2 separate regions of the Homo sapiens genome follow, and region 1 is linked to region 2. A link is an interaction called in ENCODE POLR2A ChIA-PET data of the cell type or tissue named here. Cell type or tissue: K562. All regions are shown on one strand. Links, peaks and the distances in the headings refer to the core of each region. The heading gives the core; the rest is flanking DNA. Region 1 overlaps RAP1B (RAP1B, member of RAS oncogene family). Region 2 has its middle 52 kb from the start of MDM1.

The links. Peaks named below come from ENCODE experiments on the same cell type or tissue, not always from the same donor. Only the 100,000 strongest peaks of a DNase experiment are listed, where the experiment ranks them.
Region 1: POLR2A ChIA-PET joins it to region 2 with 5 read pairs; 6 of 35 experiments call an interaction of 5 or more read pairs at or near these places.

Annotation. Positions count from the first base shown.
Region 1 is chr12:68,667,085-68,682,564 of GRCh38, forward strand. RAP1B (RAP1B, member of RAS oncogene family) reads left to right here. Exons shown (of 8, transcript NM_001010942.3): 8 at 1-4,817. It overlaps LOC100507250 (a long non-coding RNA gene), which reads right to left. Exons shown (of 3, transcript NR_038930.1): 3 at 7,287-8,737. Among named protein-coding and RNA genes, the nearest start is that of NUP107, 12 kb to the right of the region's middle. RefSeq lists a silencer at 13,336-13,449. In K562, for the core only: no CTCF peak of the experiment used is centred there; a DNase peak (open chromatin) is centred at 8,597; H3K4me3 peaks cover 662 bases.
Region 2 is chr12:68,377,025-68,392,504 of GRCh38, forward strand. No RefSeq gene overlaps it. Among named protein-coding and RNA genes, the nearest start is that of MDM1, 52 kb to the left of the region's middle. In K562, for the core only: no CTCF peak of the experiment used is centred there; DNase peaks (open chromatin) are centred at 4,657 and 7,277.

The DNA of each region.
Region 1 (15,480 bases), core at 4,741-12,740, 290 kb after region 2:
ATGACAGAAACTTCCCCCCTTTTACTTAGATCTAATAGTAATATAACAAACTTTTCTTTTTCATTTTCAGACATATCCAGAGGGTTTTCTCTTCATCTCACGCATCCCACCTTTAATCAGACATATGTGATTCATATGAGAGAAAATTAGTGTTTCTGAGACCAAATGGTGGTGTTTATAAGATTTTGCTTCTGCACTGAATTCAATGTTTTATTTACTGCTTGGTTATTTTGTTTTTGTTTTTTAAGAAATGGGAGGAGTGTAATATCTAGAGGTACATGAAAAAAAGAAATGGAAGGAATGGACAGGCCCAGAATTAAATGATAAAAACTCATCTGGTTGGAATGAAGTACACTGAACATTTGAGGAAGTTAGAGATTAATTCAACCCAGTGGGTTTTGGGGTTTTTATATGTGTTAGTACATTCAGCGTTAGGGTTGGGTTTCTTGTCTCTGTAATCACTTCTCAAAAATGAATTTGGGCTTCTCCAGATAGCCTTTTTATCCATTTATTATTTCAAGTAATGGTATAAGGAAATTGTAACCATTTGTGTGCTTTACATGTTTAAGATACAAACTTACAGTTCCCAGAAGTCAATTCAGTCATTCTCTATAAGAGCTGTTGTGGAAAAAGTTCTCACTTCACTTACTCATTCCTTTGCATTTTCCAACTTTAGTAAAGCATGACTTCATGCCTTGGATCATACAGGATTTCAACGGGAGATTTATAAGTCTATTTTGTTAGAATAAAAAGCAATAATACTTCCTGAAATACATCTTGGGCTCTTTGCAGAAGCTGAACTATCTGGTAATTACTATTTAGCAAACAGCTAACAGCTAGCTCTTAATTTTTCAGAAATAAGAGGACATCATTGGCCACTATCATACCACTAATTTTATTCCACCAATGCTTTCACAGAGGATGTCACCAAAGAAAGAAGTGGCATCCACTACCCCTCCCCCATCCTTCCACTCTGAACCAGTACAGGATATTCTCATGGTCAGGGCATTCTCTCCTTGGCAGGATGTAGTTAATGACATATGCAGAATTAATGACTTGGTTGCCCTAGGCCCCCCGTCAAGGCTTTTGTTCAAGGGAGAGTAAAGAGGATAGGTCTCAGTATGTCATCCAAACAGGATGGATACAGAATGCCAACCAGGTTAGCCCTGGCAAGTTAAGACATTTTACAGTGCCACTACCTACCTCCATACTGTATCAGAGGAGCCAGTTGCACAGTGTTGATCTCCCTAAGACTATTATAATAAGGAAGGGGTTTTTTTCTTAGCCCAGTTACTACTAAAACTCACTCAGAGGAGCAAGTGAAATTTGTCACAATTGGCTCGACTGCTTTATCTCACTTTGAAAAAGAAAAGTTACAAATTCTAGTAAGCAAAAGATTTTTTGTGACCAGGTCTCCCTGACCTGCACAAAATAAACTCTTCATGAGTTAAACCAAAACAGATTTAATGTCTAAACTTAAATCTAGTTTGACATTAACTTCTTTTCCAAAGAGAAATAACGTTAACAATCTGAAATCATCCCTGCACAGACTTTCTTGGCTCTTCTTTTCTGCCGTCCTATGAATCACAAATAGAAGTTTAAGAAAGCTGTCAGGTAGGCGCCTCAAATTCATTTAAAATGAGGAATGATGAAAGAATAAGAAAAACCAGCAAATGATAGCTTACTTATTCAGTTATTTGGCTTGATACTGCTTGAAAGTGACATTTCTAGATTAAAGATCTGATAAGCTCTGATAGTTGGGAAATAATACTAGTTATTTCTTGGACACCCTAAGATGTGCCACCATTGCTCTAAGCACTTTACATGTGTTGTTCAACCCTCAGCAATGCTATGAAATAGGGGCTGAGTCTCCTAATAGAGCTAATGAATGCATTATATCAAAAGAATGAAATGTTAAATATAGACACTGGAAAATAAAATTACTTTTGCTTGTATTATAAGTGAATACCTTGAAAGCTCAAAAAAATCTATTAGAAGTATTCAGGAACTTGGCTGGATATAAGATAAGCATGCCAAAAATCAATAGCTTTTCTTTATATTTATAAAAAATACCTACAAGTTGATATAGTAAACACGACAGATAAAAACTAAATGCCTTAAGGTATAAGGCTAAGAAAGAACTATTATAAACTCTTATTGAAGGACATAAATCAAGATCTGAACAAATACACTGGGAAGATAATATCATAAAAATATCAATTCCCCCAAATTAGCATGTTAATGTATAATGATTACAATTTAAATTTCAACTGGCTGAGGCTTTGTTTTTGTTTTTGATTTTTTAATAGACTGGATGTTGGTCTTGAACTCCTGGGCTCAAGCAAGTGTCACACCTTGGCCTCCCAAAGTGGATTATAGGCATGAGCCACCGTGCCAGACTTGGGTGAGGTTTTGAAATTGAAATTAAGCAAAATGGGCCGGGCACGGTGGCTCACACCTGTAATCCCAGCACTTTCGGAGGCCGAGGGGGGCGGATCACGAGGTCAGGAGATGGAGACCATCCTGGCTAACATGGTGAAACCCCGTCTCTACTAAAAATACAAAAATTAGCCAGGCATGGTGGCAGGTGCCTGTAATCCCAGCTACTCTGGAGGCTGAGGCAGGAGAATCGCTTGAACCCAGGAGGCAGAGGGTGCAGTAGCTGAGATTGTACCACTGCACTCCAGCCTGGGTGACAGAGCAAATCTCTATCTCAAGAAAAAGAAAAAAGAAAAGAAATTAAGCAAAATGATCTTAAAGTTCAAGTGAAAGAGTAGAGTAGAACTGAGTCCAGAACTAGATTCCAGTATATGACGTTTATACGTGACAAAAATATATTTCTTTTTCTTTCTTTTTTTTTTTTTTTTTTTTGAGACAGTTTCCCTCTTGTTGCCCAGACTGGAGTATAATGGCACGATCTTGGTTCACCACAACCTCCGCCTCCCAGGTTCAAGTGATTCTCCTGCCTCAGCCTCCCGAGTAGCTGGGATTACAGGCATGTGCCACCACGCCTGGGCTAATTTTGTATTTTAGTAGAGATGGGGTTTCTCCATGTTGGTCAGGCTAGTTGCGAACTCCCAACCTCAGGTCATCTGCCCGCCTCAGCCTCCCAAAGTACTGGGATTACAGGTGTGAGCCACTGTGCCCGGCCGACAAAAATATATTTCAATAGAAAATAGTATCAGTAAAATGCTAGCACAACTAACTATCTGTCTAAAGACAATAAAAGTTCAACCCCTATATCATGCAAAAAGCACTTTCCAGATATATTAAAATGTTTTCAAGCTATAAAGTAAAACAGTAGAAGTCTTAGAAGAAAATCTAAGAGACTAGAAATCTAGAGATAGGGTAGACCTTCTTAGCTAATTTTTAAAAATGAAGCTATATTTAAGATATATATTTCAAGTAAATAATAAGTGTGTGTGTGTGTACACACAGATGCTTCTCAGCTTACAATGGGGTTATGTCCCAATAAGCCCATCAGAAGTCAAAAATGTAAGTCGAAAATGCATTTAATACCCTGATAAATCCATCACAAAGCTGAAAAATTATAAGTAAAACTGTAAGTCACAGACTGTATATATAAATTTAAAATTTGGCAAAATATATTGCAAAGTCAAATTTGGGAAAGTATAGCACAGATAAAAGATTAAACTATTCACGGCCAGGCACGGTGGATCATGCCTGTAATCCCAACACTTTGGGAGGCCGAGGCGGGTGGATCACCTGAGGTCAGGAGTTTGAGACTAGCCTGGCCAACGTGGAGAAACCCCATCTCTACTAAAAATACAAAATTAGCTGGGTGTGGTGGTGCATGCCTGTAATCCTAGCTACTCAGGAGGCTGAGGCAGGAGAATTGCTTGAACCTAGGAGGCGAAAGTTGCAGTGAGCCAAGATGGTGCCATTGCACTCCAGCCTGGGCAACAAGAGTGATACTCCGTTTAAAAAAAAAAAAAAAAAAAAAGGTAAACTATTCAAAAGATAAATGGTTGAAAGATATATAACTAGGCAGTTTAGATAAGAACAAATCCAAATGGCCCATCAACATAAAAAGATGCTCTAACTGTAGCCAGAGAAATACGAATCAAAGTACCAACGAGCCCAACACATGGACGAAAACTTCAGAGAACACTACAGTCCCAGAAGAGAGGTAAAGGGCAAGAAATGAATCATTTATTGCTGATGGAAATGTGCATTGTAGAGCTGATATCTGTTCAAATTAAATATGCATATTTGACCTCAATTCTACTACTGATATCTACACCAAGGAAATGAAAGGAAATGCACAAGATTATTTATTGCCACACTCTAGAAGGAAAAACAGAGTGCATGCCCATCAATAGAATAGTTGAATAAATTATGATTCATGCATAATATAGAACATTATGCATTCATTTAAAAATGAGTTTGATGTTTAAAGGTTGACTTAGAAGGATTCCCGTGCAAAGTGAACAAAACAGAATACCGAGAAGGATGTATGTGAGGGATGCATGTGGGCACCTGGGAAAGGAGATGAAGAAAGCAACTGAAGGATATTTACCAAGTTGTTAATATGCATTACCTGACATGGTGATATAGGAGTAGGGGTGAGGAAGTGAAGGATCTGAGTAGGTGGAAAAAGAAAAGCAAAAGTACAACAGCGGGAGAAAAAACAGGATGACTCGTCTAGAAGAGACATTGTCAGTAACAAGTAAATAACATTTTCTGGAATATAAAAAAAAAAGCTATATGAATGTCATCATTATATGTAAAATATGAATGTAAAATACATGGGAGGATAATATGCATTAATAAAAATTATGGTGCTGGCAACAGTATCATGGATGACTGTATTATTATTTCCTTTTCCTTAACATTGTTATGCTATCTTTGAGTAAAATTAATTTTAGAAATTTAAAAATAATTGTCATTATACTTAAACCTTATATTTAAACAAGAAAATAATTCAAAAAACCAAAGCAGTTTAACTTTCTTTCATTACCTGAAATTCAGCCTTTTTACACAGCTAGAGAACTTCAGTTGATCTTGTGAAGGACAAAGAAGCAGAAAGACTTCTCTAGGATGTTGGGTTTCCTAAAAGTTAAACTCAATCATTTAAAGTTGCAAATAGGTAGGCAGGATGGATTCTGAAGCACAGATTTCCCAAATGCCCTTTTTGCAGCAGATTCAGCTTCTAAACAAGTTTCAAGGGCAATGTTCATGATAGACGCAACTTTTTCTTAACATTATATTGCATTGTCAATATGTATTCCATCATTTTATGCTTTTCAATGCACTTCCATTTATAAAAGCCGCATAGTTTGCTCTTATATGCCAATATGTTTGTAGCTCAAAATATACTTGAAATATTTTAAGTCCGTTTGTGCTCTTGATTTATGAACTAAATATACTACATTTTCCATTGTTAAAATAACACCTTGGCTAGGTGTGGTGGCTCATGCCTATAATCCCAGTGCTTTGGGAGGCTGAGGCAAGAGGATCACTTGAGCCCAGGAGTTCAAGACCAGCCTGGGCAACATAGGGAGACTCTAGCTCTACAAAAAATTTAAAAATTAGCTGGATGCGGGGGCACATGCCTGTGGTTCCAGCCACCCAGGAGGCTGAGCCCAGGAGATCAAAGCTGCAGTGAGCCATGATCACGCCACTGTACTCCAGCCTGGGCAATAGAGCAAGACTCTGTCTCAAAAAAAAAATTAAAGACACCTTGAATATTCTGTTGTTTTTAAAGAGCAGATTCATAGGATCATAGATGCATGACGCATCTTCTTAAAGATACATTATCATAGATCCTCTAATTAGAAGATATTCACTTATAGACAAAGATATATATATATATATATATATATATATATATATAATTTTTCTTTTTTTTTGAGATAGAGTCTCGCTCTGTCACCCAGGCTGGAGTGCAATGGCGCCATCTCAGCTCACTGCAACCTCCGCCTCCCAGGTTCAAGCGATTCTCCTACCTCAGCCTCCTGAGGAGCTGGGATTACAGGCACGTGCCACCATGCCGGCTAATTTTATATTTTTAGTAGAGACGGGAATTTACCATGTTGGCCAGGCTGGTCTCGAACTGCTGACCTCATGATCCGCCACCTTAGTCTCCCAAAATGCTGGGATTACAGGCGTGAGCACTGCGCTCAACCTATATATATATATTTGAGATGGAGTTTCGCTCTCGTTTCCCAGGCTGGAGTGCAATGGTGCAATCTTGGCTCACTGCAACCTCCATCTCCCGGGTTCAAGTGATTTTCCTGCGTCAGACTCCCAAGTAGCTGGGATTACAGGCACACACCGCCATGCCTGGCTAATTTTTGTATTTTTTAGTAGACACGGGGTTTCACCATGATGGCCAGGTTTGTTTCGAACTTCTGACCTCAGGAGATCCACCCGCCTCAGCCTCCCAAAGTGCTGGTATTACAGGCATGAGCCACCACACCCAACCATATATATATCTTTAAAATGATTTATTTAGTTTGGCTTCCTCTTAAAAAACACCAGATTTTTGTTTGTGTATAAGTAGCAGTGATATTGCAAAGGAGTTAAATATCAGCAATGCGAAGCAAAACAGTGCTTTGAATGTATTTTAGGAGGAAACTGCAAAATATATATGTTTGGTTCAGATAGACCAGGTAGCATAAAAGATAGAAGAAACTGTTAAATTTCAAAAAGTTCATGAGTCAGGGGAGGAAAAAAATATTTGAGCCTGGAATGTGTAAGTTGTGTATGCCCTCAAAAACTCAGGTGTGCTATTTGAACTTCATGTATAGGAGAAAAGCTAATGGAAGGATTCAATAAGACAGATACGATTCTAGGAAAGGATGTGGTTGTGGTGATTATAGCAGGAAGCCATTGATTAAGTACATTATGTCTTTTCAGATATGGTTTTTTTTGGGGTGGCGAAGTGTCTGCTTTGAAGAAAAATGCATTACTTTAAGGTCAAACGGGGTCAGAGTTTAAATGTGGAGCCTGGTTGGTACTTGTTAAATTGCGTGTCTTCCCAGTTAAGCAGTGTGATGTAGTGGGTAGGATCATTGTCAGTTAACTTTTGGTGAGTTATTTCACCTCTTTACACTGCAGTTTTCTCTTCTGTAAAATTGAGAGAATAAGAATATTATCCTGAAAAATTTGCCCTGGGAACTAAATAATATTTATATAGCAGTTGAGATGTCATGCAGAACAAAAAGACTCCTTGAATTGAATTCTGGGTCCCCTACTTACTCTATGGAACCTTAGACAAATTATCTCTCTATGCCTTTGTAATTTTATGACAGAAATAATAGTACCTACCTCATAGATTTATTGTGAGGATTAAATTAGTTAACATACATAAATTGCTTAGGACAGGATTGGCATAGTTGGCATATAATAACAACTCAATAAACATTGGTTAATATTATAATGCACAACATATAATAAATATTCAATAAGTGTTTGCTATTTTATTCAACTCCAAGAAGGCAGGGACCATATCTATTTTATTCACATTCACCTGTTGACACTTGGTAAGTGCTCAATAAATTTTTCTTGAATGAGAAGGTCATTTTCAATCAATACACTTGCATACAATTTCTCAAAAATGACTCTAACAAGATTAATTTTAAAAATTCATCAGATTATTTTTTCATTTTCATTACATTCACATATAGATATTTCACAGTACTCTCTACCACTTCAAATGATGTCTCTATCATCATAATCTTGTGGTGTTTAGAAACAGGAAGAATCCTTGAACAATTTATTTTTTATAGCTTCTTTTCTTAATTCTTTCAAACTGTGTTCAATTTGAAGAGGAAAATAGAATGGTGAAGTATAAAACTTTCTAATTTCAAATTACTTATATTACTGAATTGTGATTTAAATGCTGACATCTGGGAGATTTTTAACATAAAATCATAAATACATTACTGCTTCTTAGAATTCTAATGCTAAGAGTTAGTTTTCATTGTGGCTTATGCTTCCAATGTCTTAAGCATAGAGTAGCTAGTGAGATTTTTGAGGTAGTGGTGAATTTGCTGACAAAAAGTTTGCCAGACAAATAAATCAATTGCAATGACTCTTCTTCACAGACATTTCAAGCCTCATCAGTAATGGAAATGATCTTGGGGCAACTGAAAAACTAAAATCATTATCCTCTGTTGATATAGGACATTATTCAGCTAAACCACAAAACTATTATTGCAACTTATGCATTTTGCTTTCCTGTTTTCACGTACTTCTCTGCTTGGCATAGAAATCCTGTAAATCCAACACACATCCACGTTTCTGTAAAGTGATTTATTAGGGCCCTTGGGAGAGCACTGTTTTGCTGTTTTCTCTAACTAGAACAATTTATACTCTATTTATATTTTATTATGCAAAGAATGTAGCTGGCATGAACCTTAACCCAAAAATCTGAGCAGACAAGAAAAGTCACATTAAAATTTTTCTCTTTTGTAGTTGTAGTTCTGACTGAGCCCTCATTCTGCCTGATTTGATGGGTTGAGGGCAGGAAATTCAACCTCACACATCATAGGGGCTGTCTCCTCTTCTCTAGGGTTTGCACAAACATTGGGGGGAAGGAGGCGTGGCTTCCGTGCTGCTAAGACACAGGAAAAGGCTTTTAGCTTTCAGTAGATTCTATCTACCTAATGCAGGTCATTGTCCAGGCCTCAGTGTTTGTCTGAAGATGGAAGGCATGTGCTATTCACATCCTGAATTAAGTAGAAGAGGGTGGGAGTGAGGCGGGGTGGGCCTGAAAATACAGAGAAAGCAAACAGACATCATTATCTGAATAAATAACTTTTTGAAAACAATGTAACAAATAATTAAAAATTTGAACGGATAATCAGTTACCATATATATATATATTATATATATTTATATATATATATAAAATTTTTAAAGCAAATACATTTATTTAAGAATAAAACATTGGCGCTGGGTGCGGTGGCTCATGCTTGTAATCCCAGCACTTTGGGAGGCCGAGGCGGGTGGATTACCTGAAGTCAGGAGTTCAAGACCAACCTGGCCAACATGGCGAAACCCCATCTCTACTAAAAAAAAAAAAAAAAAAAAAACTAGCCGGGTGTGGTGGCGCATGCCTGTAATCCCAGGTACTTAGGAGGCTGAGGCAGGAGAATTGCTTCAACCTGAGAGACAGAGGTTGCAGTGAGCCGAGATCGCGCCACTGCACTCCAGCCTGAGCAACAAGAGCAAAACTCCGTCTCAAAAAAAAAAAAAAAAAGAAAGAATAAAACATTGGGCGGGGCACGGTGACTCATTCATGCCTGTAATCCCAGCACTTTGGGAGGCTAAGGCAGGCAGCTTGCTTGAGCTCAGGAATTTGAGACGAGCTCAGGATTTCGAGACCAGCCTGGGCAACAAAGTGAAACCCAGTGTCTACAAAAAAATACAAAAATTAGCTGGGCATAGTGGTGTGCACCTGTAGTCCCAGCTACTTGGGAGGTTGAGGTGGGAGGATCGTTTGAGCCCAGGAGGAGTCGAGGCTACAGTGAGCCATGTTTGCGACACTGCACTCCAGCCTGAGTGACACAGTGAGATCCTGAGGAAGGGGAGGGGAGGGGAGGGCAGGGGAGGGGAAAGGAGAGAAGGGGAGAAGGAAAGAGGGAAGGAAGGAGGGAAGGAAGGAAGGAAGGAAGGTTGGAAGGGAAAGACAGGAAGGAAGGAAGGAAGCAAGGAAAAAGAAAAGAAAAGAGCATTGTTCAGGCACAAGGCCCTCAAGTTTGGTTTGTTTTTTTTAAAAAAAGAATAAAACATTGAAGAAAGAAAAAAGAAAAGAAAAGAAGGCAAAAGAAAGAAACCCAGCCAGGCATGGTGGCTTATGCCTATAATCCCAGCACTTTGGGAGGTCGAGGTGGGAGGATCACCTGTGGTCAGGAGTTCAAGACCAGCCTGACCAACATGGAGAAACCCCGTCTCTACTAAAAATACAAAATCAGCCAGGCATGGTGGCGCATGCCTGTAATCCCAGCTACTTGGGAGACTGTGGTAGGATAATCGCTTGAACCTGGGAGGCGGAGGTTGCAGTGAGCTGAGATTGCACCATTGCACTCCAGCCTGGGCAACAAGAGCAAATTCCATCTCAGAAAAAGAACAGGGGAGGGGGAGGGGAGGGGAGGGGATTGTTCAGGCACAAGACCTTCAAGTTTGTTTTTTTTTAAAAGATAAAACATTGCCCTGCACAACAATGTGAATGTATTTAATGTCAATGAACTACAAACTTAAAAGATGGTTAAAATGGTAAATTTTATGTACACATTACCACAATTTTTTTAAAGTAAATTAAAAGAGCTGGTCAACATCCAGGGAGGAAAAAAAAAGACTAAAACATTGCCGACCATGCGCTAATATCAATTTGCAAAATGTAAGTTTTACTAGTAATAGATTTTAAGTAAGAATATATATATATATATATAGAGAGAGAGAGAGTTTGTTTGTTTTGTTTTTGTTTGTTTTTGAGACAGGGTCTCGCTCTGTCGCCGAGGCTGGAGTGCAGTGGCGCGATCTCGGTTCACTGCAACCTCCGCCTCCAAGGTTCAAGCGATTCTCCTGCCTCAGTCTCCTGAGTAGCTGGGATTATAGGCATGCACCACCACACCCGCCTAATTTTTTATATTTTCAGTAGAGATAGGGATTCACCATGATGGCCAGGCTGGTCTCAAACTTCTGAGCTCAAGTGATCTTCCCACCTCGGCCTCCCAAAGTGCTGGGATTACAGGTGTGAGCCACTAGGCCCAGCCAATTCTATTACTTTAGATAAAAAGAATATTACTAAGTTATAATAGCATGTTTGCAATGTTTTGAGCTCAAAGAGGAAAATTCCCCAAATATTAAAATGAAAAAAATCACACCATCTTATATCTGAACAAGCTGTTAATAGTCTAAATACTTAATTTTGTTTTATATAAGCTTCTGTGTATCCTACAACTGTATTCAAGATTTTCCACTATCTTTTGAACATGGCAAAAGTATTTAAGCACCTGCTATAACTTAAATCACTAGACACACATCTGACTCACTGGAATTCTTAATGAACTTATTAAAATATTTATTTGAATTTCAATTGGATCTTGCTATGAAAATATATTGCTTTAAATAAAGCAAGGCATAGTGGGCCGGGTGCAGGGGCTCACTCCTGCAATCCCAGCACTTTGGGAGGCCGAGGCAGGAGGATCACTTGAGCCAGGAGACCAGCCAGCCTTGGCAACATAGTGAGACTCTGTCTACACACACACACACACACACACACAAAGGCTTTTGGTTTTTTGTTTTTTTTAATTAGCCAGGCATTGTGGTGTACACCTGTAGTCCTAGCTATTTGGGGGACTGAAGTGGGAGGATCACTTGAGCCCAGGAGGTCAATGCTGCAGTGAGTCATGATTGTGCCACTACACTCCAGCATGGACAACAAAACGAGACCCTTTCTCAAAAAACAAAACAAAACAAGGCATAGCCAAAGTCTCACCTAAGATGAGCACTATGAACTTTGGTATAATTTTTGTTCAGTATTGTTTTATACATTTTACATTGTTTCTGAGCATACTGATATATATAATATGGCAGTCTGCTTCCCTCATTTAAAGTAAAACATAAACATTTCCAAGTTATTACAAATGCTCTCTAAACTCCCTTTTAATGACTGCATAGCAGTCTATGACATGGTCTTGCTTTATTCCTCTTCTGCTTCTACTTAGTAGGAGCAGAGAAAATATGCCAAATGACTGTAGAATGTTTGGGGAGCTGTAGTTGAATATAGCTGGAATACAGAATTTGAGGCAGAGATAATAACAGGTAAATCACGTCCTGAAGGCTGAGTGTAGTAGTTTAAAGTTAAAATTGAGACTGGGAAGAAACTGAAAGGTGACAGTCAGATTTGCATATTTAGAAGATCATCCTCTTAGCAGTATAAAGAATGGAATTCGGTTGGAGGACCTACCTTAGAACAGTGAAGAGATGATGAGTTGGGACTGGAAATGAAGAAGGTAGCAATGGAAATGGGAAGACATATTTGAGATTTGGTGACAAAGTAGATGCAGGGGATGAGAGAAGAATAATTCAATTGACAAACAGAGAGATACAGCACCAAACAAAGATAAATATCTCTGCCCTCGTGGAACTTTAGTCCTACTGAGATTAAATTCCAGATTTTTGGCTAACTGGATATGGCCACTTGCCAAGACTAAAAAAAAAAAATATACAAGGAGAAGCAGGGTTGTTGTTGTATTGTTGTTTTGGTGAGGAGTGAGGGAGGGGCAGGTCTATTGAGTTCATGTTTAGAGTTAGAACATGTTAAGTTTCAGGTACCTTATATCTTCAAAGTGAATGTGTCTAGTAAGCCACCAGACGCATGAGTCTGGAATATAAAATTGAGATATGGGCTAGAATATAGATTGGAAATCTATTAGGAAACTGTCAGTAGTTTGAAGCCTGAAAATAATGCAGAACTGAGGAAGACAGGGCTTGGGTCTGAACTCTGGAAAAGATTAATTGATGTTTAAGGTAAAGGCAGATTTATAGAGCTCATAGAGAAGACTAGCCAAGAGAAGGCGGAGTGGACTAGGAGAAGCCCACTAACAAAATCATGACACCAAATGGCATGGGGGTACTAAGGAAGAGAGTGGTGAATGGTGTCAAATATTCTGGAGATGTTGAGAAATGAAAAATAAACTTTTCCTGGCAGAGATCATTGGTCACCTTAGTTAGTTTTCATTTACCAGTGAAGGTTGAAGTCAGACAGCATTAGGTCACCTTGTAAATGTAAATGGAGACAAAAAGGAAATATGACTCTTTCAAATTCTTTTGGTAAATTATGAATGATGTAGACAAATAATTTTGAAATGAAAAGATGTTCATGTTAAGTGAATAAGCAGATTGTAGAACAGTTTTACAATATAATTCCATTTGTTACAGTTTTCTGTTGCTACATAAAAAGCTACCACAAAATGTAGTGGCATAAATCAATATATTATTCACTCTCTTTGTTCTGTGGGTTAACTGGACTTAGCTGGGTAATTCTTGATGAGGGTATTTCGTGGAATTGTAGTCAGCTATAGTTAATGGAATCATAGGATTCTTTAATTTTTTCCTTTTGTTTATGTCTATTATCTTTTTGTAAGAGATACTTATACTGGATTTATAGTAAGAAAACCACTACTGGCTATTTACAATTTAGCAAAACAGATGTTTGGTTGAGAAGGGAATGAGAGAAAAAACAGCAGCTAGAAAGGGGCATCAGGTGAAAGGATGCTTTCTTTTGGAGGGGGTCTGGGGAAAGGACAGTTCAGCAGATTTTGAAACTGAGACAAAGAGACCTCATATACCATCCAATGTGATTAAGAAATACTTAGTAACATCTATGTAGTATTCCTGCACTCTGCTTTCCCCTCAATGTATTTTAAAGTGTTTATTGGCTGGGCGCAGTGGCTCACGCCTGTAATCCCAGCACTTTGGGAGGCCAAGGCAGACAGGTGGATCGCTTGAGCTCAGGAGTTCAAGACCTGCCTGGGTGACATGGCAAAACCCTAACTTAAAAACAAACAAACAAAAAAATTAGCCAGGCATGGTAGTGCACACCTGTAGTCCCAGCTACTTCAGGGGGCTGAAGCAAGAGGATCGCTTGAGCTGCAGTGAGCCATGTTCACACCACTGCACTTCAGCCTCGGTGACAAAGCAAGACCTTGTCTCAAAAAAAAAAAAAAGTTATAATGAGGAAACAATCAGAAATCCAAATGACTAAAAGAAAAAAAAAGTCTGGGGTACTATTCTAAGTTAAAGTAGAATAAAAAGACATGACAAATGCATAATCCAATATTCGATCCTATACTGGAGAGGGGCAGTTATAAAGGACATTATTGGGACAATGGGGGAAATTTGCATACATTAGTTGTGGCATTCTGTCACTATTAATTGTTCTGAGTGTTTGATTTGCTGTGACTAGGTAGGAGAATGTCTTGTCCTTGTTTTAGGAGTGTCAAATAAAAAAAGCTTCAACAAATCAAATTTTAAAGATTTAATTGGCTTTTACTAGAGATTCATGAATCAAGCAGCATCCCATCTACAAAATAGACAGAGCTGAGCAGAGGAGGTGTGCTTTATAGACATAAAAGAGCTGAAGAGGCAGGGCATGGTGGCTCATGCCTGTAATCCCAGCACTTCGGGAGGCCAAGCTGGGCGGATCATGAGGTCAGGAGTTTGAGACCAGCCTGGCCAACATGGTGAAACCCTGTCTCTGCTAAAAATAAAAAATTAGCTGAGTGTGGTGGCATGTGCCTGTAGCCCAGCTACTCGGGAGGCTGAGGCAGGGGAATCGCTTGAACCCAGGAGGCAGAGGTTGCAGTGAGCCAAGATCGCACCACTGTACTCCAGCCTGGGTGATAGAGCGAGACTGTCTCAAAAAAAAGAAAAGAAATGGGCTGAAGAAAGCTGAAATAAGGAAGAAAAAACAGGTTGATCATTTCAAAGCTACTTTCACACATGAGGTCAAAACAGACCTTAGTGGCTCAGGTAGACTGAGCCTCTTCTGATTAGTTGCCGTGAATCTCCTGTTTTTTGGAAAACTGGCCCATTCTTATGTGTGTGTGTGTGTGTGTGTGTGTGTGTGTGTTTCTTTTTCTTTTCTTTTTTTTTTTTTTTGAGACGGAGTCTTGCCCTGTCGACCAGGCTGGAGTGCAATGGTGCAATCTCAGCCTACTGCAACCTCCGCCTCCCAGGTTCAAGCAATTCTCCTGCCTCAGCCTCCCAAGTAGCTGGAATTACAGGTGCATGCCACCACGCACGGCTAATTTTTTGTATCTTTAGTAGAGATGCGGTTTCACCATGTTGGCCAGGCTGGTCTCGAACTCCTGACTTCATGATTTGCCTGCCTCGGCCTCCCAAAGTGCTGGGATTACAGGTGTGAGCCACCGCGCCCGACCTCTGACGGTGTCTTAACTGTGTTGCCCAGGCTGGATGGGCTCAAGCAATCCTCCTATCTCAACCTTCAGAGTAGCTGAGACTACAGACACTGTTTTAAAGTACAGTTTGATTACATGGATTTGGCATGAGCTCAGTCCAAAGCAATGCTCCCCACATCAATTTTATTTAACAGAAGATACATGCTGAAAAATTTAGGGGTGAAGTATCATAACTACAGCTAACTTTCACATGGTTCAGCCAAAACCAAAAAACAAAAAGACAGCAATTGTGGTGAAATATTGTATGTTGAGGTCTACTGTACTATTTTTTTTTTTTTTTTAGACCAAGTCTCGCTCTGTTGCCCAGGCTGGAGTGCAGTGGCGTGATCTTGGCTCACTGCAACCTCTGCCTCCCAGGTTCAAGTGATTTTCCTGCTTCAGCCTCCCAAGTAGCTGGGATTACAGGCACTCACCACCATGCCTGGCTAACTTTCTTTTGTATTTTTAGTAGAGGCGGGGTTTCACCATGTTGGCCAGGCTGGTCTCAAACTCCTGACCTCAGGTGATCCGCCCACCTTGGCCT
Region 2 (15,480 bases), core at 2,739-10,738:
GTGCCTTATTATTCAAAGTGCGGTGCGCTCACCAGGCACGCTTACCACTTGGGAGCTTGTTAGAAATGCAGGATCTCAGGTTCCGTCCCAGATGTACTTACTTAATCTGAGTCTGCATTTTAGCAAGATCCTTAGTGACATGTAAGTACATTGAAGTCTGAGAAGCACTGGTTTCTGTCAGGAATCAGCAGACCACAGCACACAGGCCACTCTAGCTGCCCCCGGGCCCCCACTCCGTTTCTGTATTGCCCTGAAGCTAAGAATGGTTTTTACCATTTCAATGGTTGATAATTTTTCAGAAAAGGAATACTATTTTGCAACATGTGGAAATTATATGAAATTCACATTTCAATGTCCATAAATGAAGTTTTATTGAAACAAGTTCATTTATTCACATACTGTCTATGGTTTCTTTTGTGCTACAACAGCAGACTTGAGTAGTTATAATGGACTGTGTGGCCCACAAAGATATTTACTATCTGGTTATTTATGGGAAAAGTTGGCCGACCCCTTTCTAACTCTATCCCTCATCTGTCACCCACAGCTCTATGGTTCAGAATGCAAGTGGAAAAAAGGGCAACCGTCATGTCGGAAGACTAAGAGGGAAAGAGCATCCCAGTGAGACCCAGATTTCAGCTGAGGCCTGAAGGCTGAGGGAATCTACCATGGGGTAAAAGTCCAGAGCGTAGAGGAAATGGGGGTGAACATGAGGTGTGGTAAGGCAGGGGTTAGGAGGCAAAACAATGAAAACATGAGAGTAGAGGAGAGTGTGGATGACTTTGGAGGCGGCTCCTCAAAGGTAAGCGTGGAAGTCTGGCCAAGGCCAAGGATGAAAGATCAGTGCAGGTTTTAGCCTCAATTTTTGCCCACAAAGCCTCAATTTTCTTAAGGCTGCTGCAAGCTGAAGGGTTGGGTGGTATCCACGTAGTTGAAATTGACAGACTTTTCCTAATGTCTCCAAGCTGTGAGGGCGACAAGTATTCTCATCCCTAAGAGGAAATGCTAAACTTGATGTGTACAATGATGAAATTAACTAGCTCTCTATCCTGAAATGGAAGCTGTAGCTGCCTGCATAAGGAGCTTGTTACATATGCCAACTCCCAATCCCACCCTGAGACAGTCTGATTCAGTGGGAATTTGTATTTTAACAAGCATGCTACATAATTCCGATCCTTTGAGAAAGACTGCCTCTGTGAATGAGACAACTCAAGCCTCTGGAAGGAGTTAGCTGCAGCTTGAGAAGGTGATGCTTCTAAAAGCAATCGTTTATATGGGTGAAGGTTTTCTGTTTTCTGGAGCTGTGTAAGACTTCAGTAAGAGGCAGTGGCATTAGAGAGGAATTTATAGGCTCTATCTGCTAATGAGCTGGGGGCAAGCAGAATGCTGCAGGCATCTGAGAAACCTGCAGAAAGGCATTAGCTAACAGAGGTGTCTGAGGAGCTTAGGACTGACACTAAGGGTCCTAATCCAAAGAATGCCATCAAGTAAGATGTGGAGCACACGATGGCCAAAGAACAGAAATACCTGCCTCTCCCTAATGATGTGAAGATCTCAAGTGATACTTAACATATTGGGGTGCTCAGAGTTCAGGGTCACCCTAGGCAGGTGGCAGATCTCATATGTACTTGCAGTTGTCTCAGTTTTGTTACATTTCATCCCTACTCCCACCATTCCCACAGTCTGTATGACTGCATATATATAATTTCCCTCAGGTGCTAGATGGGGGCTTGGTACCAAGTAAATTATGACATGGGACCCCAAGGAATCTCTGACACAGGAGAGACACACAATGACAACTTATTTTTCACAGGTTACAAAAATAAAAATATCAGGTGTCATGAATACAAGGCATTGTCTCATGAATTAATAATTTAGTTTCCTAAAAAAGATGGATAGGCGAAAGAAGGACAGGATGGGAAATTAGTGCTTGTTTTAATCTGCTTTGGAGCTGCCAAGGAAAACCAGTTGTCTTCTCCGTTTTTCTGTGCTTCCTGGAAATCATGCTGGAAGCAACCAGATTTGAGGCGCAGCATGAAACATCTGTCCTGTTTTGGCTTCTCATTGAGATGTTCATTCAGCTTTTGCATACAGCACCTTGCTGCCTTGAGACAAAATTTTAAAAACAAAAAAGCATTGCCAGGCTTTTTAAGCTATTGTGCAGGGTTGCTATTAGGAACTCACTGCACTTAGACTCTCCAGCCCACCCAGGAATATAGGTCTGACCCTTAAGGATAGTAAATAAGGGAGTGAAATCCAAGAAAGGCTGACACTCCCTGTGCAGTTATTTTTCAACCCAGAGGCTGCTTCTGCATATGATATCGCTTATGTAACTTTTCTTTGCAAGGACTCCTCTGGTGCCCCAATCTAGCCTCCACACCCATCCCTCCCCATATCATCAGCACAATGACATTTTTGCTGCTCCACCCAGCTGCGAATTTGCCAACAGTTTAAGGATGTGGACATTGAGTAAACAAAGACACAAAATTGAAGTTGGCTTTTGTGCAACTAGCTTTTAGGAGTTGCAGTTCTGTTCTTTCAGGTTTAAAGTTTCAGTGCAGTAGAATAAGACTGCCCAAACAATATTGCAAAGCTGCTTAGGAATTTCCATCACTAAAAATAGTATTATGTTACTTTGGGATAAAAGATTTTTAATTTATAGTGTAGCTCCCATGTAAGGATATGTATATTAACCTAGAACAACCTTGCTAGTTTCCATACGCCAGACTTAAAAATAAATTTATGATTAAAACCTTTTTAAGAATTCCAACAATACTGAGTGACCATCAATTCTTTAGAAAATGGGAACTAATTAATGGAAATTTTCTTCAAAGAATCTGACCTATTAAACATGATATTAAATATTCATCTATTTTAAAAGCTGCAAATGTCAATGAAAAAAATAAAGCTGTCAAATGCTAGGAGCATTTCATTAAGAAAGCAGCTTCAAACATTGATGAGAGTTTTATAAAGTTAGGAACTCTCAAGCTTTACCTCCTAGTGAAGAAGTTACTAATATTGTCTTTATTATAATCAAAATGCCAAAAGAGCAGGAAAACAGCAGTATGGGGCCCTGAATTGAAGTCCCTCTTTTTCCATGTTTCTACTAGCCCAGCCCTTTTGTAAATAAAACCTTTATACAACTAAAGCAGCACTGACTTCAATGGGAAGTTATGATATCAGTGCTACAGTGAAATGGATTGCTACAAACAGAATAAGAGAGGAATAGATTGGATAATCAACACATATAGCAACTCAAAAGGATCGTTTTAGTGATTTCTTTTAATCTTCTCTACTACTAAGTATTTCACATAAGGATGCTTTTGGCTGCAAGTAACAGAATATCCAACTAACAGTGGCATTAAAAAAAGGGGTTCTGGTTTTCTATTGCTATAATATATAACAAACCAAAATTTAGTGGCTTAAAATAACATTTATTTTGTTCCTAGTCTGCAATTTGGGAAGGGCTTGGTGGGTGGCAGCTTGTCTGCTCCACTTGGCACCAGCTAGGGCACTTGAAGACTGGGGCCAGAGTCATCTGAAGGCTGCTTCACTCTCATGTTTGACAGTTCTTGCTGAGAAGACTCAGAGAGCTAGAGGCTGGTACAGCTGGGGCTCCTCAGGCATCTCGATTTCTGTGTGTTCTCCCACATGAGTTCTTCAGCATGGCAGCTTCAATGTAGACTGACTTCTAACATGTCAGCTCAAAGCTCCCAAGGCACATGTCAGAGAGAAGAAAAAGGCAGAAACCGCATCACTTGTGAACCTAGCATGGAGAGTCATGCAGTGTCACATCTACTGAATTCTACTAGTTAGAATCAAGTGGGTAAGGCTGGCCTATATTCAAGGGAGGGTGAATTAGACTTTGCTGGGAGGAGTGTCAAAGAATTTGTGGCCTTGTATTAAACCTACCACAAAGGGATTTATTTTTCATGTATGATGTCTAAAGGGAAGCAGTACTGTATAATATGGGGCTCCATGATCTAATAAAAACCAAGGGTTCATCTGTTCATCTATAATTCTGCTCTACCATTTTTAGATTGGCATATTGTCTCAAAGTTGCAAGCTGACTGCTATAGATCCAGACATTGTAGCCATGTTCAAGACCAAGAGGGGTGGAAAGAATAGTGCCTGCAGTTCTGGCCTCTTTTATTAGGAAATCAAAAGCCGTTCCCAAAACCCACCTCAGCAGAATTCTGCTTATGCCACATTGGCCAGAACTGTTACAAGGCCACCCCTTGCTTCAAGGGAGGTTAGAGCAGTGAATATTCAGCTTCTCCTTTCTCTACTGTAGAGGTCAGCGAGGATGAAGAGAGCCAGAAATGGGCATTGGGTCAGTCAAGCCATGCTTCTGACCTGCAAAGCCTCCATATCAGACCCAAAAATTCACAAGTAAGTAAGTAAGAGCTTCAAAGAACTTCTCTCCCTCAGCCAAGGTTAACTATAAAATGACCCAAATATGCTTAACAGACCAAAAAAAAAATTGGCTAATGAATGGAACTATTTACAACTGTATTTTTGCAAATAGAATCAAAAGCTAGATATTGAATTAAATGAATTGTTTCTACAGTTTAAACAGGAAGCAGAATGGGTTTCCCACAGAGCCATTTGCCGGCAAGATAGGAGGGACAAGGAAGAGGAGAGACCACTGACTTGTGATAAAATGTGAAAGCTGCCCTGCAGATTACCTTGGCTTCAGAGGCCTGGGGCCTAAAAATAATTTGGGGGCAGGGCAAAGAGGAACTCTTCACTTGTAAACCTAACCCAAATTCTATATCTTATTTTATAGAACATTCCTTCTTTTAACCTTGTTACTCACTAGTGAATGGAAACAGGAAAAACATTGTGAGTTGATGGATTTTATCTAACCCATCTGCAACGATTATTCAAATGTAAGCTTTAAAGTTTTATAACATTTAGCTAAAGAAGAATCAAAACTCTTTTCATTGCCCCGTGTAAGCACAAACACTCTCCTCGCCCTGCCAATTTGCCAGTCTACTGTCTCATGCTATGGTCTCATACAAGGATAAAAAAAATCACACCACAGCAGATATTTTTATAGACCCTTCATTCATACAAGCCTTGGCATATGACCGCAACAATAGCTAAAACTGAAAAATGAGACAACTGGATTTACTGACTGATAGTGTCTAGAACTCTCTCCCAGGTAATTTAATAGATGTACGTGAAAATGTGTGCTTTAAGGAGGACGCTGAATGTGAAGAAAGAATGCAACCACAGTGAGAGCTCCAGTACAATCCCAGGCTACAACTTCCAATGTCTGGTTCATCCTCAGAGAAAAAGGAATGAGGAAAGGAAATATTTTCCTTTAAATTGAAAGAACTCTGACATAAGGAAATTAAATAATTGATCCAAAGTGATGTTGCTCCTATTAAACAGAAAAAAAAGCACCAAGGCCTTTGCAAGCACTCCCATTAACAGTTTAATTTAGAATAGAAAGTAATGCAGGTCTTTATTCTAAACAATGGCCAACTTTACCTAACACGAAATAGACTCTTCTTAAACAAAACTCATAAAACATATACTATGGGAGTTACCAACCATTTTCTGAATTATTTATAAGCTAATGCTCTGCTTTCAATGTTTCTATCAGCTGCAAAATTTAATTAAGAAGCAAAGAATGGGCTTATAGAGATCATGACCCTACGTATTTCTTACTCATATTTCAAATTATAATCATGTCATGATGAAGTTTGATCCTCGTGGAGTGTAACAAAATAATATATTTGAACTTTTTATTATTACCAGTTTAGAGACCTACTATAAGATACTTCAGATACTCCCAAACCACATAGCAAAATTCGTAAGTGCAGTAATTACCATAAATGTACTCTGTAACTCTCAAAAGCAACTGCCAACAGTTCTAGGCCCAGGATAAGTGTTCAATTCATACTCATTAAATTTCATTGAATATTCAACATCTTTCACAAACTCATATATAATCTTTGTGTATGAAAATATTTTTGAGATTGAATATTCCCCACACTCATTTCCAACTAGAAATTCCCATTGGGTTTTGAATGAAAAGATTTATTAGATCTACTCAATTAGGTGACAAGATTAATAGTCCCCATTAAACCCTAATTTGCTTTTTATTCCGCAAAGACTAACACAGATGTAAAACAGGTGTTGGCCACTCCCAGAACATATGCCTAAGACAACAAGCAAGCTGAGAGTAATTTGGTACACGAACTGGTTGTCCCTTCCATGCCACCTCTCCATTGACAGTTATGCTGGAAATGAGATTTAACAGCAAAGATTTCTCTTTCCTACACCATGCCCAACTTCCTCAGTGCTAGTAGCTTTGGATGTGAGAGGAAGACCACACACACACACACACACACACACACACACACAGACACACACAGACACACACACACACACTGAGTTTAGATCAACAAGCATATACTGAGTGCCCATTACCAGGTGTCATGCTGGAATTATAGGCACAGGTGGAGCCTCAGGAGTCAAGCTCTCTGAATTCACACCCCAGTTTATCTCTCAGTAGCTGGATAGCCTCAGGCAAGTTCCTCAGCCTTTCTAAGCCGTAGCTGCTTTACCTGCAAAACAAGGATACTAATAACACCTACTTCATGGGAGTTTGTGACTATCAAATAAGATAATTCGTATACAGTTGCCTGGCATCTAGTATGTGCAATAAACTGAGCTATAATCACCACCATCATCATCGCAGCATAGCCTCAGTCTTTATCCCCAGGTAAACTAGGGTGAAAAGACACATAAACAGATTATGCCCATTTTTTGTGAGATGGTAAGTGGACTTCAGAAAAGAGGCACTTAGCTCAACGTGGAATGCAAGGAAGGTCTCTGAGCTGAGAGTCAAAAGGTGAGTAGAGTTAGCTGGATAAAGAGAGTTATTTTGGTCGGATGTGGTGGCTCATGCCTATAATCTCAGCAATTTGGGAGGCCAAGGTGGGCGGATCACTTGAGGTCAGGAGTTTGAGACCAGCCTGGCCAACATGGTAAAACCCCATCTCACTAAAAATACAAAAATTAGCCGGGAGTGATGGCGCACACCTGTAATCCCAGCTACTCGGGAGGCTGAGGCAGGAGAATTGTTTGAACCTGGGAGGCGGAGGTTGTGGTGAGCCGAGATCGCGCCGTTGCACTCCAGCCTGGGCGACAGAGTCAGACTCCGTCTCAAAAAAAAAAAAAAAAAAAAGGAGCATGTTGTGTACAGGAACTGGATGTGGTTTGCTATTACAAGCAAGAAATTCAAGACGGGGAGGGATAGAAGATGAGGCTCATGAGGAAGATAAGGACTAGGTCACAAGAGGTCTCATAGGTCATGTTGAGGTGACTGAATTTCCTCCTTATAGACCAAATTTCCTAAGACAGTTTATAGAAATTTCTAGTGTTCACAGAGGCATTTCATGAAAAATTCCTTGGTATTCCTCAACATAATAGCTTCACTGTGACTTCTTTTTGAAGCATCCTAAATTTCACCCCTTTAGTAATTCACAGTGCATGCGTTAGCATGTTGAAGGCTCTGAGAAGTTTTACAATAAAGGAACCTCTTTGCCTCAATTTAGCTCAATATTTTTTAAATAGATTGTACTTCAGGACACCATTTTTACAGAATGCTGAAAGATATTTTGCCAGATTTTAACAAGAGTAATGAATTGGGCAGTTTAGCTTCATAAAATTGCTCTAGCTACAGAGATGGAGTTTAAAGGAGCACGCTTGGAGAGAAGATGTGAAATGATGGTGAGCCGGGACAGAGAAGACAGAGCAGATTCAAAAAAATATTCAGGAGGTAAAATCTGTAGGTTTTGCTGGTAACAGTGGAGTGAGGGAGACACAACTGTCTAGAATAATACTTGGAGTTCTGGCTTGAGTGAAAACAATAGTAATGCCACTTACTTCAAAAGTAATACAGAAAAACATGATGTTCGGAAAGGAATGAGGGATGGGTAAGGTAAAAAACTTAGTATGAGACATCCATGAGTCTTCCAAGTGAAATAATAGGTAGCAATGCGTCACTAAACCATTCTTCAGTCCTAATCTAAACCAGGTCATCTGACAAGTAATTCCTTTCTCTTCCTTAGGAGTCAAAATTTTTAGGTTAAGATTCCATAATGCATTGTGTTCATTTTAGCAGCAAATTTACTAATAATAAGGTTATTATTTAATCATTAAAACACTCAGGCTTTTCTTAATGCATTCGCAAATTAAAATATGCAAATGTACATATGTAGACAGGTGAATATTGCATTACTCAAGATAAATTACTTAAATTCTCACTTAAAAAGTGAATCTGCAGTAGAGCTACTACCATTATCCAAATGTCACAAATATACCTAAATAGGTTAATTTTTAATATATATTGTAGTGAATCATTTAACAAAACTAATTTTTATCTTTTTTTTCTATCTCAGCTTCTTAAAAGCAAAAGATACATCTTCATCTTTGTGCCCTGAGGGTTCAAAGCAGTTTAAAACACATGGAAAGTATACATTAAAATCTTGTTGAATTAATAAAATTAATTAAAGCAAGTCACAGTAATAAATACAAAATTGACAAGTTTTCAACTCTACTCTGTCACTAATTGATCTCATCCGCCCTCTTCGCTTTACATATGATCTACATGCTAATGATTTCCAAACTGTTATCAGCTCTGCTCTCCTTTTGAACTGTTATCATCTCTGCTCTTCCTTTCAACTTTGAAAGTTGAACTTTCAACTTGAGGCTTATAATTTCAACCTTACTTGACTTTTCCATGTGAATGCTTACCAGAGACCTTAAACTTCATGTGTTCCTGGTAGCATTACTGGTTGCCTACCTTCACAGTATCCTTTCACCTCTTACTTCCTATAAAAATGCCTCCAATTTTGTTCAGTGAGCCACTGTGACCAGCTAAAAAGCTCAGCCTCCCTTGCAGCTGGAATTGGACACATGATATAATTTTGGTACATAAAGTGGAGGTCTGGGGTATAGATTTCTGAAAAAGCTTTTGCTTTCCTGACATAGGCACTACCCCTACTTCTTTCAGCTTTCCCCTTCTCCTGTCTTACATGCAGACCCTATGCCTAAAGCTCAGTCCCTCTCTTACATAGGTGAGAGTGAAGGACATGATAAGGATGCTCAAGGAGAAGAGAGAATGTGCCTGCGATCTCAGTGGCATTTGTGAGCTACCATACCAGCTGGGTCTGCCTATTTTTGACACACTTTTGTGTGGACAATAAATTAATTGATTAATCAAAGAGCTTGTTTGCTTAAGATATGGTTTGTCAGGATTTTGGTTCCTCTGCAGCTGAACACAACCACATATGACATAACATACAAAACAAACATTTTGATTTTCATCTTCAAAGAGCACCTGATGACCACCTCCCCAACCATCTCACAGACCTATTTCTTTCCCAGTCATAAACATGTCAGTTTCTACCATCACCATTCATTTGGTAGCTTAAGAAAATATAAATTTGGGTATGTCCCTGATGCCTCCTCTCTGTCTTTACCTCTAAACTATATCTTCAAACCCATCTTCTCTCTTCTTCCACCACCTAGCCATCCAACCTATCATCATAGCCTCTCAGCTGCCCACTCTGCTGCAGTCTTGACCCCCTGCAATCATCCTCCACATAGCATTCAGAGCAATCATTCAAAAACACCTATTAGGTCACGTCACTCTCAATTTTAAAAACTTCCGATTGCTTCCTATTTTACTCATAATAAAATCCAAGTGCCTAGCTGCAATGGGCTGAATGTGTCCCCCCAAAATTATATGTCAAAACTCCATTGTGATGGCATGTGAAATTGGGGACTCTGGGAGGTAAATAGGTCATGAGGGTATCATGAGAGTCTAGCCTTCATGATGGGATTAATGCCTTTATAAGAAGAGACATAAGAGTGCTTGCTTCCTCTCTCTTTCTCTCTCCACCATGTGAAGGTATGGGAAAAAGAAGTCATCTGTCTTCAAATCACGAAGAAAGTCCTCATCAGGAACCAAATCATCTGCCACCTTGCTCTTGGACTTCCCAGGCTCTAGAACTATGAGAAATAAATTTTTTGCTGGATGAAGTGGCTCATGCCTGTAATCCCAAATTTTTCAGAGGCCAAGGCAGTAGGATCACTTGGGTCCAGGAGTTCAAGACAAGCCTGGGCAACAAAGTGAGACTCTGTCTCTCCAAAAGTCAAAAACTTAGCCAGGCATGGTAGCATGAGCCTGTGGTTCCAGCCTTACAAGAGGCTGAGGCAGGAGGATTGCTTGAGCCAAAAAGAAGAGGCTGCAATGAGCTGTGTTCACAGTGCTGCACTCTAGCCTGAGTGACAGAGTGAGACTGTCTCAAAAAATAATAATAGAAATTTTTTAAAATAAATGTTTGTTATTTATTTTAAAATAACCTGGTCTATGTTATTTTTGTTATAGCAGCCCAAAAAGACTAACACACTAACTATGGCTTACAAAGTTATATGTGGTCTGATCTCATCTTGCACCGTTTTCTCTTTTGCTCACTGCACTCAAGCCATACTACTTTCATTTCATTCCTCAAAGCCACCAAATGTAGTCTCACCTCAGGGCCTCTGTACTTGCTGTTCACTCTGCTTCAGTTGCTTTTCCACCTGGTTCCTCCTCATCATTCAGGTTTCAGCTCCAATGTCACCTCCTTAGAGAGACCTTCTCTGACCACCCCATTTCACCTGTGTTTCATGATCTCAATACCCTATGTTGTTTCCTTCATATGCTCATCTGTCTAAAATTATCTTGCTTATTTACTTGTTACTTTTTTTCTCCTCCTTCTAGATTAAAAGCTTCATGAGTACAGGGACTGTGTATATCTTATTCACCACTCCATTCCCATATCTAGAAAAATATTAGTACAAATTAGGCCCTTGATAAATATTGTTCTTAATAAATAGATTAATTTTTCTAAAAAAATAAATAAATAAAAAATAAAAAAAAAACACACAGCCTTGGATGCTTGGAAATCTGCCAACATGTATGATCCTAGAAACATAATTTTCTTGTCTAAAATCTCCAAGAGCAGAACAGAATTTTGGATTTAAATAAAAGCTTTTTCTAGCATATTTAATTCAGAAATCACCAAATGTACTTAATCCTATTGCTTATCTTCTATCACAGGTAAGTATTTTTGCTTACCACATATATTCTTTAACCAAGTTATGGTAACATAATAAGGGATTAGACCCTTGATACAAGTTGCCAAGTAACCTCATTGAATTTCAACATTTCAGTACATGTCTTTGTAATATTCTGTGTGACAAACTATCAAGTACACAGAAAGCACTTCTGCTGAATACTGAAGTAGCATGGTTGTCTCTACCATAAAATATTCCTGGAGTTGCAAGTTGAACTAACCACTCTTCTAATGAAACACCATTTCACTTGAAAGACCAACATATTCAGATGTAGGTATTTGCTAAACATTTTCTTGAAAATGTACAAAGTGAGGCTGTCACCCCAAAGGAAATATATGGCAATATTTATTGCCCAATAAACCTTTAAGAAACTACCTCTAGTTGAGGTTTAGGATAGTAGATACAATTATCCAAAAAGGTTATTAAAATAGTCCTCTGTTTTCCAGCTACATCACTCTGTGATGCCAGGTTTTCTTAATATTCTTCAATGAAAACAACGTATCACACTATACCGAATGCAAAAGCCAATGTAAGAATCTAGCCATCTTCTACTGTCAGACATTAAAAGGCAAAAAATGTAAAAACATGAAATAATGCTATGCTACTCACTAAGTTTCTCTTGTTTGGAAAAATAAATACATTATTTATAAAAATATGTTATTTACGTTACATGCAATGGGTTTATTATTGTTATTTTAAAATGAATGAATAAATAATTATTTTTAAAATGTTTATAGCATGTTTGGTTGGGCGCGATGGCTCATGCCTGTAATCCCAGCACTTTGGGAGGCCAAGGTGGGCAGATCATGAGGTCAGGAGTTTGAGACCAGCCTGACCAACATGGTGAAACCCTGTCTTTTCTAAAAATATAAAAATTAGCCAGGTGTGGTGACGGGCACCTGTAATCCCAGCTACTCAGGAGACTGAGGCAGGAGAATCACTTGAACCCAGAAGGCGGGGGTTGCAGTGAGCCGAGATTGTGCCACTGCACTCCAGCCTGGGTAACAGAGCAAGACTCTGTCTCAAAAAAAAAAAAAAGAAAGAAAAATGTTTATAGCATAGTTAATATCCACAGATATAACCCAAATAAACAAAAGATTTTTGAGATCCTCAATTATTAAGAGCATAAAGGAATCTTGAGACCAAAACCTAGTACAATAGATAGTTATAACAGAAGTATGTAATAGAAATAAAAATGTATGATAGAATTATATAACAGAAATGCAAATCCTACATTTCTAACAGCATAGATGAAATATTTAATATCTTCATTCCACCACAAAAGAGAGAGAGAGTTCCATTGTGCAATTAAAGTAAAAATTTAAGCAACAGCATCCAGGTTGTGGTGTTGCCATCACAGCAACTAGTGGCTTGCAGGAGTTAAAAAGCTGTCAGGGAACAGTGGCAGGTGGGCTGGTGGTACAGCAAAGAGCCACAGTGACTTGACTGGAAATACGAAAAGATGTAGTGGGATAAAATGCTCAAACACATTATGGGCTTATGTTGGTACAGAGATTTGAACAACCAGGAAAGAACTCTAACACAAGATAACTTTTTTAAGTTCACTTATGTTTTCCCCTTCTGTTTTTCTTCTTTGACATCTGTGCTGCTTTTGCCTGGGGGAAAGTTCAAGGTTGGAATGTTTGATTTTTGTTTTAAAAAACCTGAGGGCACGAAAGAGAATTTAAATAGTTCTGGGGGAAGAATACCCCCTGTCTAAAATGAAAGTCTCTCTGGCTTAGAGGAGGAGTCAGAGTTTAAGGTACCCTGTATTTTGCCTTACTCCCTGGCAGGGCCCCAAGGACACAGCAAGACCTCAGAGAGACAGGCCATTGGTGCACCAAGAGGCGGAACATTAGCCCAGGTTTCCCAACCACAACAGTTCTCATACTCCAGAGGCTAGCACAAAGGCAGGAGAGGGGAGCCTCTTAAAGACCACACAGGGAGAGACAGTGACATCCCAGCAGTAACCTGTGTGGTCATATGTCTGATGCCCTCCTGGGTCTCTGAGATCTCGGCTCTGCTTGAGAGCCTGGAATTTTGACACAGCCCCAGATGGGAAGTACAAGAATGACTGAAGTTGAATTTCTCACCAGACCTATGGAACAGGGGCAGAAAATAATAATTACTTACTGAGCCAAAAGTAGAGAAGAATAAATACCATTCAGCAATAAAAAGGAAGGAAGTACTTAAGTCATGCCACAACATGGATGAACCTTAAAAACATTATGTGGCCGGGCGTGGTGGCTCATGCCTGTAATCTCAGCACTTTGGGAGGCCAAGGCTGGCGGATCACGAGGTCAGGAGATGGAGACCATCCTGGCGAACACGGTGAAACCCCATCTCTACTAAAAATACAAAAAATTAGCTGGGGTGGTGGCGGGTGCCTGTAGTCCCAGCTACTCGGGAGGCTGAGGCAGGAGAATGGCGTGAACCTGGGAGGCAGAGGTTGCAGTGAGCCGAGATCACGCCACTGCACTCCAGCCTGGGCGACAGAGCGAGACTCCGTCTTAAAAAAAAAAAAATTATGCTAAATGAAAGAAGTCAGTCACGAAAAACCACATAGTGTATGTTTCCATTTATAGGAAACATCCAGAATAGGCAAATCTATAGACAGAAAATAGATTAGTGGTTGCCTAGGGCTAGGGGAAAAGAGGGTGACAACTAAAGAATAGAGGATTTGCAGGGACAGGTGAAAACATTCCAAAATTGATAATCGTGTTGATCGCACAACTCTGTGAATATACCAAAAAAAAAATGAATTTTATAAATAGTTAAATTGTATCAATAAAGCTACTACCCCCAAAAAGTAGAGAAATGTGATGTCTCTTGTCCACCTGAGGTGTACTGAGATTCATAACCATTTTATGTGTAAAATGTTTCACAAAGTTATTTGATAAGGTTGTGTCAAGCTGAGGTGGTAACTTCTAAACACACACATATATCAGCTCAGGACCTAGCAAACAGGTCCGAAACACAAGCAATGGGGAAGGATGCAGGAGGGAGCAGACACAAGCTCCAGGGAATGTGGGTAGCAAGTGGTCTGCACCAAGGAACCACATAAAACTCCAGAGCACTGTTTTGGAGAAGCAATATTCAGAGATGCGGGAAGGGAGCCAGCATCAAGGAGGTTCTCAGCAGACTGCAAGGCTCCACCTCAGGAGAGGAGTTCAGGGGCAGGAGCCCTGCCCAAGTGCACGATTGCAATGAGGCCTGCAGCCTCAGAGACCGGGCAAGTGATCCAAGAAGGACCCGAGGCAACCATGCAGGGACCTAAAAAGCATTAATGATATAAGCATGCATTTTGTCACTCATGTATACATATATACGTAAGGTAAGTTCTATAAAAATAAAAATAATAAATATTTGCCATACGCTGTTATATGTATTTATATTTTTTAATGTATCTTCACAACAACCCTCTGAAATAGCTACTCTTACTCCTCTCCATTTTACAGATGAGAAATTCGAGTCACAGAAAGGCAAAGTAGCTTGCCCAAGTCATTAGTAACACAGAGCTAAGGTTAAAACACGGGCAGCATGGTCCCAGGGTCCATCTTAACTCTACCATGCTGCATTCAGAGTAAAGGCTCACTTACTACATCTGAGCCATCAGGACTGGGAGGAACCATGGTTGATGCTGAATCCCCCTCAGCATAAACAAGAGGTCTTTAAAGCTTCCCCTGTGTAGGAAGGACAGATCCTGGAGCCTGAGCTGGGGCTGAGCATGCAGGTGGTACTTAAATGATGGCCACGTAGAAGCAGAATATGGAACCAGGCAACTACTGCCACACATCTTACATATTTTCATTTTTACCACAGCGCTATAAGGTAGTATCTTAGTCTGTTCAGGTTATGATAACAAAATACCAAGGCTAGGTGACTTATGAATAACAGAAACTTATTACTGACAGTGCTGCAGGCTGGGAGTCCGAGATCAAGGTGCTGGCAGAGGCAGTGTCTGATAAAGGCCCACTTCCTCATAGACAGCTATCTTCTCACTCTAACTTCACATGACAGAAAGATTAAAGGGTATCTCTCAGGCCTTTTCTTTACAAAGGCACTATTCCCATTCATGAGAGCTCCACATTCATGACCTAATCATCTCCTAAAGGCCTCACCCCCAATACGGTCACCTTGGAAGTGAAGATTTCAACATGTGAATCTGGGGAGGACATAAATATTCAGACCATAGCAGGTAGGTATTGTCTTCTTCTTTTCAGATGAGAAAACTGAGGTTTGAAGAGGTTACACAATTTGGCCAAAGAGCCAGTAAGCAATAGAGCCAAGACCAGATCCCAGACCATCTGATTCCAGGATGGCAGCTATGAACAGGCA